Linked DNA regions of Homo sapiens: region 2 is linked to region 1. A link is a loop called in an ENCODE intact Hi-C map of the cell type or tissue named here. Cell type or tissue: heart right ventricle. All regions are shown on one strand. Links, peaks and the distances in the headings refer to the core of each region. The heading gives the core; the rest is flanking DNA.

Region 1 (5,387 bases), core at 93-5,092:
TCTTGTATATCTTTAATTTCATCTCAGTTCCTAACACAGATATGTCTCAAGAAGCACTAAAACGTATTGGATATAGCCAGCAATTATGGCTCATACCTTCACCTCAACATTTTGGGAAGCCAAGGTGGGAGGATCACTTGAGGCCAGGAGTTCAAGACCAGGCTGGGCAACCATAGCAAGACCCCTGTCTCTATTTTTTTAAATATATTGGATACATTAAAAACATTTTAATGTAATAGATCATACTCTTGCCTTCAGAAAAAAAAGTATTATCTGTATTAACAAGGAGAGAGAGTAATTTGATTCAATCCAATCTTCTTACAGATGAAGAGATTAAAACCTTGTAAGACATTACAAGGTTTATCAAGCTCATATAGCTTTGGTATGGCAAAATTGAAGTAGGGAAATAGCTAATAATTTCTTCATCAAAATTGACCATAGTTTCCAACTTAGGATAGAGAAGTATTGAGCCAGTATATTACTCTCAGACTTACTAGCTTTTTTGTAACCACATCACACCAATCTGGTTCAACTTTTATGTAACAAAGTTGTGAGTTGTTTTTCAGTTACCAATGGCCCCCCAGTTTGAAGGTCACCTAACCTGAACATGCCCAGATGAACCGAGTCTGCAACTACAGCGGGAACCTAAGTGCTCTGACTGAGGAGTGAGGACTGAATTAAGAAGGGGACACCACATTGTAGGATCCAGGATCTAATCGTATCAAGCTTGGCATCACCCCATGGCAGGATCCAATCAAATCATACCTCCCAGCATCACCTCATTGCAAGATCCAATCAGATCACATCTCATGACTTTATGCTTATAAAACCTGGCCCAGGCCAGGCGCTGTGGCTCACACCTATAATCCCAGCACTTTGGGAGGCCGATGTGGGCAGATTACTTGAGGACAGGAGTTCAAGACCAGCCTGGCCAACATGGTGAAACTCTGTCTCTACTAAAAAAATACAAAAATTAGCTGGGCGTGGTAGTGGGCACCTTTAATCTCAGCTACTTGGAAGGCTCAGGCAGGAGAATCATTTGAACCCAGGAGAAGGAGGTTGCAGTGAGCCGAGATTATGCTACTGCACTCCAGCCTGGGCAACAGAGCAAGACTCCATCTCAGAAAGAAAGAGAGAAAGAGAGAGAGCGAGAGACGAAAAGAAAAGAAAAGAAAAAGAAAACAAGCCCTGCACAGGGAGACAGAGTTGAGCATATCTTCCTGTCTCCTTGCGGTTGACTTGCAATAAAGCTTTTATTTTCTCAAAAGCCAGTGCCATGGTATTGGCCATTGGCCTCTATGCACATTAAACAGTGCTCAGTTACAATCTGACCTTGGGCAAGTTACTTAACCTCTCTGAGCTCTGGTTTTTCCATCTATAAGAAGGGATGATGTCCCCTAGCTCATGGGGTTGTATAAAATAAATGACTCAACATACAAAAAGCACTTAGTACAATTCTTGACATATAGTAAATGTTGTATACATTGCAGCCCTATTAAATGATGTTTATTCATAGCTAAACCATTTTTATGCATTAGGATAGATCCTGTTCTCCTTTACCATTCATTTAATTCAGACCATCGACCTGTATTTTATCATCTCATATAATTTTAACGTATACCTATATTAGTGTGTGGCCAGCACCCACCTTTCCTATAGGAACTACTGCTCTCATGCCCACATTTTTATTATGATGGCAGCGAGAGCTGTGTGACCGCTGTCCATTGCCCACACCTAATTGGTCAAGAGGGGGACACCTGACCCAAGATGGGACAATGAACCCATTCCTCCAGAATGTTTATAGATGTGAGAAGAGAGATTATCTCAGGCCTCACCTAGATATAAAATCTGGGAGAAGTCATTAGTCATTTGCCAAGTGGAGAAACTCATTCTGCATTAGAGAATAAAGTCAGTGGAAAGAGGAAGCAGAGAAGACAGAAGTATCCTTATACTGGAATTCTCAGTTCCAGGTTTTGCTGACCAGTAGTTGAATTTCTGCCTTTTCTTCTGCTTAGGCTCCTCTGTTTCTAGGCTTTCCCTGTATCCTTCCAATATTGTTTCCATCTTGCCTAAGCTATTTCCAGGTAGGTTTATTGTAGATGCAATTAATGCAATAATATGCTCTATTATCATAAAGTAAAAAAAATAAGAAGAGGAAAAATTTTTAGATGTATTACTTTTCATTAATGACCTGGATGATACCACTAAGAATATGACCATCAAGTTTATGAAAGTGAATCAACAAATTTTTATAAGATACTAACTATATGTAAGCTCCCAGTAGAAGACACTTCAGATTTACCTTCCTATATCTTTTCTCATTTTTCCATAATCACAAATCCCCATTTCTGGATAGTCCTATTGGAACTCAACTAAAATCTTACTTTTCCTAGTCTCCCCTGCAATGGATGTGGCTGCATGACTAAATTCTGCCTATTGAGATCTAAGCAGAAATATTGTGCAGTGCTTACATTTTTTAAAAAAATCATGAAAATGAAGGAGATGCACCCTTCTTATCGCTTCTCTCCATCCTATTACCTGAGGCATGATGATGTGATGACTGGAGCCCTTTCAGCCATCTTGGACCATGAGGAGGATAGCTGTACCCTGGGAATAACATAATAGTGACTGGGAGGGAGCTGGCTCCTTGACAACTTTGTCAAGCCTCCACGCCAATCCTGGATTGCTCATTTCCAAAATTATTTTGTGTAAGCTGCTGTTTTATTTAAGCCACTATTATCTAGGTTTTACTGTTATATGCCACTAATTCTGATACTATTGATACAATAATACCATTGCAGTTTAATAAATTCTGATACTATTGATACAATACCATTGCAATTTAATAAACTATATTGAGTTAGGCTGGATCAATAAGGCTGTATAAAAAGGAGCAAGGCCGGCGCCGGGTGCAGCAGCTCACGCCTGTAATCCCAGCACTTGGGGAGGCTGAGGCAGGCAGATCACGAGGTCAAGAGATCGAGACCATCTTGACCAACATGGTGAAACCCCGTCTCTACTAAAATACAAAAAATTAGCTGGGTGTGGTGGCACATGCCTGTAATCCCAGCTACTTGGGAGGCTGAGGCAGGGGAATTGCTTGACCCGGGAGGCAGAGGTTGCAGTGAGCTGAGATTGCGCCACTGCACTCCAGCCTGGCGACAGAGCAAGACTCTGTCTCAAAAAGAAAAAAAAAAGAAACAACGCTGGGTGCAGTGGCTCACACCTGTAATCCCAGCACTTTGGGAGGCCGAGGTGGGTGAATCACAAGGTCAGGAGTTCGAGACCAGCCTGGCCAAGATGGCAAAACCCCATCTCTACTAAAAATACAAAAAAATTAGCTGGGCGCTATGGTGGGCGCCTGTAATCCCACCTACTCAGGAGGCTGAGACAGGAGAATCATTTGAACTCAGGAGGCAGAGGTTGCAGTGAGCCGAGATCACACCACTGCACTCCAGCCTGGACAACAGAGTGAGACTCTGTCTCAAAGAAAAACAAACAAACAAATCTGGCCCCGCACAGTGGCTCACACCTGTAATCCCAGCACTTTGGGAGGCTAAGGCGGGTGGATCACCTGAGGTCAGGAGTTCGAGACCAGCCTGACCAACATCGTGAAACCCTGTCTCTACTAGCGCCTGTAATCCCAGCTACTCAAGAGGTTGAGGCAGGAGAATCACTTGAACCCGGGAGGTGGAGGTTGCACTGAGCCGAGATCATGCCATTGCACTCCAGCCTGGGCAAGAAGAGCAAAACTCCATCTCAAAAAAAAAGAAAAGAAAAAGAAACAAATCTAGAAAGGCTCTTGAAAGAACTATTACAGAAACAAGTACATATTATTATATTTTAAAAATTAAAAATCCAAAAATAGACAATCTGGGGAAGGATGGGTAGGAGCAAGGTCATAAGGAAAAATTGCAGCCAAAAAAAAAAAAAAAAATTAACCACTATCAGTATGATATAAATACTTGCTCCAGCAAGAATAAACCTTGCTAAAGTCACTAAAGTTCCAATGTTCAGCTTTTCAGAGGCAAAAATTCTACCTTATATGTTAACCCAAGGGCAAATTAGAGTCTGATGGGAAAACACTAACTCTAACCAAACTGACAAAAGTCTGAAAAACCAGAGGCCCTCTTGAAAGCAGAGATCCTGCCTATCTGTCTTGATCCCCACCATGTAGCATATTTATTGAATGAGTTAATTAATTTTCATTGCAATATAACTGCCAACAGGATTGAGAAACATAACCTCTGGTTAGTCAGGATCTTCTAGTTTCCATGGGAACAAGGCCATATAAAATCATGGTTCAGAATGTTGATTCTAACTATATTTGAATCCTTGCTCACCAATTAATAGCTGTGAGACCTTGGGAAACTTTAAAACTCTCTGTCTCATTTTTTCATATCTGTAAAGTAGGAATAATAATAGTATCTACATCATAGGGTTGTTGTTAGTATTAAATAAGTTATTACATATAATACTCCTAAGAACAGAGCCTGACACTGAATAAGTACACCATAAATATTAGCCATTTATGGCTCTACAAAAATCCTAAACTAAAGCAAGCCTTTGCAGACCCTATAATTATCTGATCTAAATCCAAAATCAAGATAACATGAAAACAGAATCTAAGGAAGCAGAAGAAAGAAGTGATTGACAAGATTTCCTAGACCAAAGTCTGAATGTCATTTCAGTTCTGCAGTACATGCTATAACACAACTGTTGGTATTTAAAGCAAGGACTAAAGGTTCTAAAAACAACTCCCTATAAATTGTGCTGGTGTGATTTACAAGTAGACTTATAAACCTACATAGATAGAGGTCAAGTGGGGTTAACTTGTATTTATTTCAAGACTGATCATTTAGTTTAAAATATACTCCAGGCGGGCACAGTGGCTCACACCTAAAATCCCAGCACTTTAAGAGGCTGAGGCAGGAGATTGTTTGAGCCCAGGAGTTGGAGACCAGCATAGGCAACATGGCAAGAACCCCATCTCTACAATTTTTTTTGCTTTAGACGGAGTCTCACTCTGTCACCCAGGCTGGAGTGCAGTGGCGCGATCTCGGCTCACTGCAAGCCGCCTCCCTAGTTCATGCCATTCTCCTGCCTCAGCCTCCCAAGTAGCTGCGATTACAGGCGCCTGCCACCACGCCCAGCTAATTTTTTGTATTTTTAGTAGAGACGGGGTTTCACCGTGTTAGCCAAGATGGTCTCGATCTCCTGACCTTGTGATCCACCCGCCTCGGCCTCCCAAAGTGCTGGGATTACAGGTGTGAGCCACCACGCCCAGCCCCAGATTTTTTTTTTTTAATTAGCTGGGCATGATGGTGCATGCCTGTGGTCCTAGCTACTTTGTAGGCTGAGGTGGGAGGATAACTTGAGCCCAAGGT
Region 2 (5,387 bases), core at 172-5,171, 110 kb after region 1:
AAGCCATCCTCCTGCCTCAGCCTCCTGAGTATCTGGGACTACAGGTGTGTGTGACCAGGCTGGGCTCCAAGGATTTTTGTGATATAGGGCAGAGCCATAGCTAGCTTCAATATACCGAGTGCCTGACATCAATTATCACATTTAATTCTCACAACAATCCAAGAGGTAGGTAATATTAGCCTCATTGTACCAATGAGGAAGGAAGAGGTCAGAGAAGGTACATAACTAATGAGGAGTCACACAGCCTGTGAAGTTCAAACACAAGTCTATTTGATTCTAAAGTCAATGATGTATGTATTCGTCTGTTCTCACACTGCTATAAAGACATACAAGAGACTGGGCAATTTATGGAGAAAAAAGGGTTAATTAACTTACAGTTCTGCAGGCTGTATAGGAGGCATAGCTGAGGAGGCCTCAGGTACCTAATAATCACAGTGGAAGGCGAAGGGTAAGCAAGCATGTCTTACCATGGCAGAGCAGGAGAGAGAGACAGGGAACGAAGGGGGAAGTGCCACACACTTTTAAACCATCAGCTCTCGTGAGAACTTACTATCATGAGAAAAGCAAGGGGGAATTCTGCCCCATGATCTAACCACCTCCCACCAGATCCCTCCTCCAACACTGAGAATTACAATTTGACATGAGATTGGGTGGGCACACAGAGCCAAATCATATCACTCTACCACTACACCATCATGCCTCCAAAGAGGACCAGAATTTGGTCAATAAATTTACTTAACATTTATTGCATGTCTACTATATTCCAGGCACTGTTCTAGACACTCACTATATAATAATGAACAACATAAACAAAATCCCTGATCACATTAGGTTTAAAGACTGGAAGTTATTGAAATTGTAACCTTATGTTGTTTTCAGACTAGTCTGACCTTGGACACACAGGTTACATAAGGAAACTTGAATAATTCTGAGGCTTGAGATAACTTGGATTTCCATTACTCAGCCCTGCTCAGGGCCAGCTGCCAATGTCTCCCCCACTACTCATCTGTACATAATCTGCTCCATTACACTGATTTAGGAGAAAAACATAGTTCACTTCTGTTTTCCAAAGAATGAGAATAACTTGTGCTGGAGAGCAGTTGAGAACAGGGGAACAAGGACAGAAACAGAGGACACAATGCTCTTGAGGGTTGCTGATGCCTATGCAAGAATGTTTGCATTTAGAAACAGCATCTATATCCATATATATACCCATATAGTGTGTGTGTGTGTGTGTGTGTGTGTGTGTGTGTATATACATCCATATAGCTTACACACAATCAAGCTCTCATCCACATCCCTTTGAACAGATAGAGTACCAAGACAGGCCAGTCAAGAGCATGGTGAGTGTATATATACAACTGATGCTATGGGAATATTGGCAGGGTGGACTAGTCAGAGTCAAGTATGACACCATTGCTAGAAGCTTTCTATAACCCAATGTAAGAGATGCAGGGTACATGGAATCATGATTTGACTTCCATTTTAACTAAGCCCATGACAAAGGAGGTAGAACATAGTTGTTAAGAACATGAACTCTGTAGCTGGGTGTGATGGTGCATGCCTGTAGTCCCAGCTACTCAGGAGGCTGAGTTAGGAGGATCACCTGAGCCAGGGGAGATTGAGGCTGTAGTGAGCTATGAATCTGCCACTACACTACAGCCTGGGCACGGTATGAACTCTAGAGAAAAACTTCTTGAGTGACTCCATGTTGTGCCACTTACTAGCTGTGGGGCCATGAATAAATGATTTAATTTCTTTTTGCTTCACCTTCCTATCTTTAATATGGAGATAGCCAGGCACAGTGGTTTGCACCTGTAATCCCAGCACTTTGGGAGGCTGAGGCAGGAGGATCACTTGAGCTCAGGAGTTCGAGACCAGCCTGAGCAACATAGTGAGACCTCATCTCTACAAAACAATTAAAAAATTAGCCAGGTGTGGTGGAGCACACCTGTAGTCCCAGCTACCCAAGAGGCTGAGGTGAGATCACTTGAACCTAGGAATTCCAGGCTACATGCCACTGCATTCCAGCCTGGGCTACAGAGCAAGACCCTGTTTAAAAAAATAAAATAAAGTAAAATAAAATAAAACAGAGATAATAATAAAAGCTGCCTCACAGGATGGATTGTAAAGATTAGCAAAATATAAGTGTTAGCTATTATTAACAAAGTAAGATTCTTTGGATAATCGGTCATGATTGATATTATATGTGTTTATGAAATCCTATTTCATTTTTCCTCTTTCAGGGCAGAAAGGAAGATTATATACTGCATTGTTCCTTTCATGTACAGCTAGGTTTTAGCCAATTGATTACTGGTGGAAATGATAGCCACCCTCAGTCTTGACGCTTATAAACATCCTACAGGGTTTTTGCCCCTGCTGCAGCAATCCTGAAAGTCACATGAGATGGCAACATTCTAAGATGGTAGAACCTCCATCAACCTGGGTCCCTGAGAGATTATATGGAGCAAATCTCCCCTGAGCCCCATCCTTATCTACACTGGACATGTCACATAAACAAGAAATGAATGCTTTACTATATCAAGCCAGTGAGATTAGAGATTCATTGTTGCCAAAGCATAATCTCTCCTGTCCTGATGGAGAGGCACCATGGGCCTTCGTGTTCCAAGACTTGGAGTCTTAAATGCCTAAAGTGCTAGGTTATCTACTCAAGTCCTAGGGTGTGGAGGTTTCTCCATTTAAGCCTCTTAACTTCTTATTTTTATTTTTATTTTTTTTGATGGAGTCTTGCTCTGTCACCCAGGCTGGAGTGCAGTGGCGCAATCTCGGCTCACTGCAAGCTCCACCTCCCAGGTTCATGACATTCTCCTACCTCAGCCTCCCGAGTAGCTGGGACTACAGGCGCCCGCCACGACGCCCGGCTAATTTTTTTGTATTTTTAGTAGAGACGGGGTTTCACTGCATTAGCCAGGTCGGTCTCAATCTCCTGACCTTGTGATCCGCCCGCCTCGGCCTCCCAAAGTGCTGGGATTACAGGCGTGAGCCACCACGCCCAGCCGCCTCTTAACTTCTTAAGAGCCATGGATTCTTTTTATACTGCCAACAGCAACCTATATTTTTTAAGGAAGGATAAAACATTCCCCCTTCCTTTTCAAGCTGGATCTCAGCAGAAAGTCTTGCTGCTATTTTTCCAAATGCCACACTCATTCATTCTTCTATACCTTGACTTATCAAGTTTCCTTTTGTTTTGTCAGTTTGTCCAGTTGATGGCCTAGCCTTCATGAAGTATAAAGTCTGCTTAAAATGTTCATGTTTCCATGGCCAGTCGCAGTGGCTCACGCCTGTAATCCCAGCACTTTGGGAGCCCAAGGCGGGAGGATCACCTGAGGTCGGGAGTTTGAGACCAGCCTGACCAACACAGAGAAACCTCTTCTCTACTAAAAATACAAACATTAGCCAGGCGTGGTGGCGCATGCCTGTAATCCCAGCTACTTGGGAGGCTGAGGCAGGAGGATCGCTTGAACCCAGGAGGCGGAGGTCGTAGTAAGCCAAGATTGCACCACTGTACTCCAGCCTGGGCAACAAGAACGAAACTACATCTCAAAAAAACAAAACAAAACAAAAAACAACAAAGTTCATGTTTCCCTTTTCTAGAATCTTACTGCACTTATAGTTAACATTGGCACTTAGTAATATAAGATCTTGTTTTAGGGACCTTAGCTTTATCACTCTGGTGAGATTAAGGGCAGGGACGTTCTTTTAGATAACCACAGGGCCTAAGGCACCATTGGGCCTCAAATAGATGGCCTATAGATATTTATTGAATTAAATTTCTAGGCAATGTATTAAAGCCCAGACTTGCCACATTCTTGACCCTTTCTTTTTTTTTGAGACGGAGTCTAGCTCTGTCGCCCAGGCTGGGGTGCAGTGGTGCTATCTTGGCTCACTGCAACCTCCACCTCACGGGTTCAAGTGATTCTCCTGTCTCAGGCTCCTGAGTAGCTGGGATCATAGACGCCTGCCACCATGCCTGGCTAATTTTTGTGTTTTTAGTAGAGACGGGGTTTCACCATATTGGTCAGGCTGGTCTCAAACTCCTGACCTTGTGATCTGCCCGCCTCGGCCTCCCAAAGTGCTGGGATTACAGGTGTGAGCCACTGCGCCCAGCCATTCTTGATCCTTTCTTCCCAGAATAGGTCTGTGGGTAAAGAAAGGTGACTGGAAACGTTCCCCATCACCTTCTGGTCTGAATGAATTAGGGCATCTTTGTCCATGCTCATTAGAAAGGTGGATATGGCTGGGTGTGGTGGCTCACACCTGTAATCCCAGCACTTTTGGAGGCCCAAAGTGCTGGGTTTACAGGGAGGATTGCTTGAGTCCAAGAGTTCAAGACCAGCCTGGGCAACAGAGCGAGACCCCCATCTCTACAAAAAATAAAAAAGTTAACTGGGTGTGGTGGCATACACCTATGGTCTCAGCTACTTGGAAGGCTGAGGTGGGAGAATCACTTGAGCCCTGGAGGTTGAGACTGCAATGACCTATGATGGTGCCACTACACCCCAGCCTGGGTGACAGAGCAAGACCCTGTTTAAAAAAAAAAAAAGAAAGGAAGGAAGATATGTGTGTTGTGGGTTAGGGAACTGAGAAGGGGTGACAGTCAGGGAGTTGACACAATATTTATTTCTATTCCCTTATATATTGCTGAGTAAATATAGCTAAATTCTTATGAGCCTCTGCAGGTAAACCATAAAGCTCTCTAAGGACAAGCACCATGTTTTCTATTGATCAAATATTGATAGTTCTTTTATTTCAAACAAGACTCAGTGACAGGACCTTATATTTGCAGCATTATTTAAAATGTACAAGATATTTTCTAATTTTTGTCTTATTTGCTCTTTATAGTAATCAAGGCTCCACATACCTGGTTTAGGTCACTGTACTGCCAAGTTAAAAAGAAGTTGGAAATGTTCCTTTGAGTTCTTTTGTGTTTCTTGTTTCTTTTCTTTTCTTTTTTTTTTTTTTTTTTTTGATACAGAGTCTTGCTCTGTCGCCCAGGCTGGAGTACAGTGGCGTGATCTTGGCTCACTGCAACCTCTGCTTCCCGGTTCAAGCGATTCTCCTGCCGCAGCCTCCCGAGTAGCTGGGACTACAGGCGCCCAGCACCACGCCCAACTAATTTTTCTATTTTTAGTAGAGATGGGGTTTCACCATATTGGCCAGGCTGGTCTTGAACTCCTGACCTTGTGATCTGCCCACCTCGGCCTCCCAAAGTGTTGGGATTACAGGCGTGAGCCACCACACCCAGTCTCTTTTTAGTTTCTACACATCCAGCAATAATCTTATTTGAAATTTAGTGGTGAGCACAATTCAGTGCCCACTTGTAAGAGCTGGCACCTTACAAGTACCGCTAATCTTGGCCTGCATTG

The links. A loop is a pair of places that touch in the nucleus more often than their neighbours do. Peaks named below come from ENCODE experiments on the same cell type or tissue, not always from the same donor. Only the 100,000 strongest peaks of a DNase experiment are listed, where the experiment ranks them.
Region 2: a loop joins it to region 1, with 2.4 times the contacts of the local background. A loop is called at or near these places in 24 of 110 quality-filtered maps.

The regions. Positions count from the first base shown.
Region 1 is chr14:65,402,289-65,407,675 of GRCh38, reverse strand. It overlaps a transcript of FUT8 not described here. Among named protein-coding and RNA genes, the nearest start is that of FUT8-AS1, 7.6 kb to the left of the region's middle. In heart right ventricle, for the core only: no CTCF peak of the experiment used is centred there; no DNase peak of the experiment used is centred there.
Region 2 is chr14:65,292,180-65,297,566 of GRCh38, reverse strand. No RefSeq gene overlaps it. Among named protein-coding and RNA genes, the nearest start is that of MIR4708, 40 kb to the left of the region's middle. In heart right ventricle, for the core only: no CTCF peak of the experiment used is centred there; no DNase peak of the experiment used is centred there.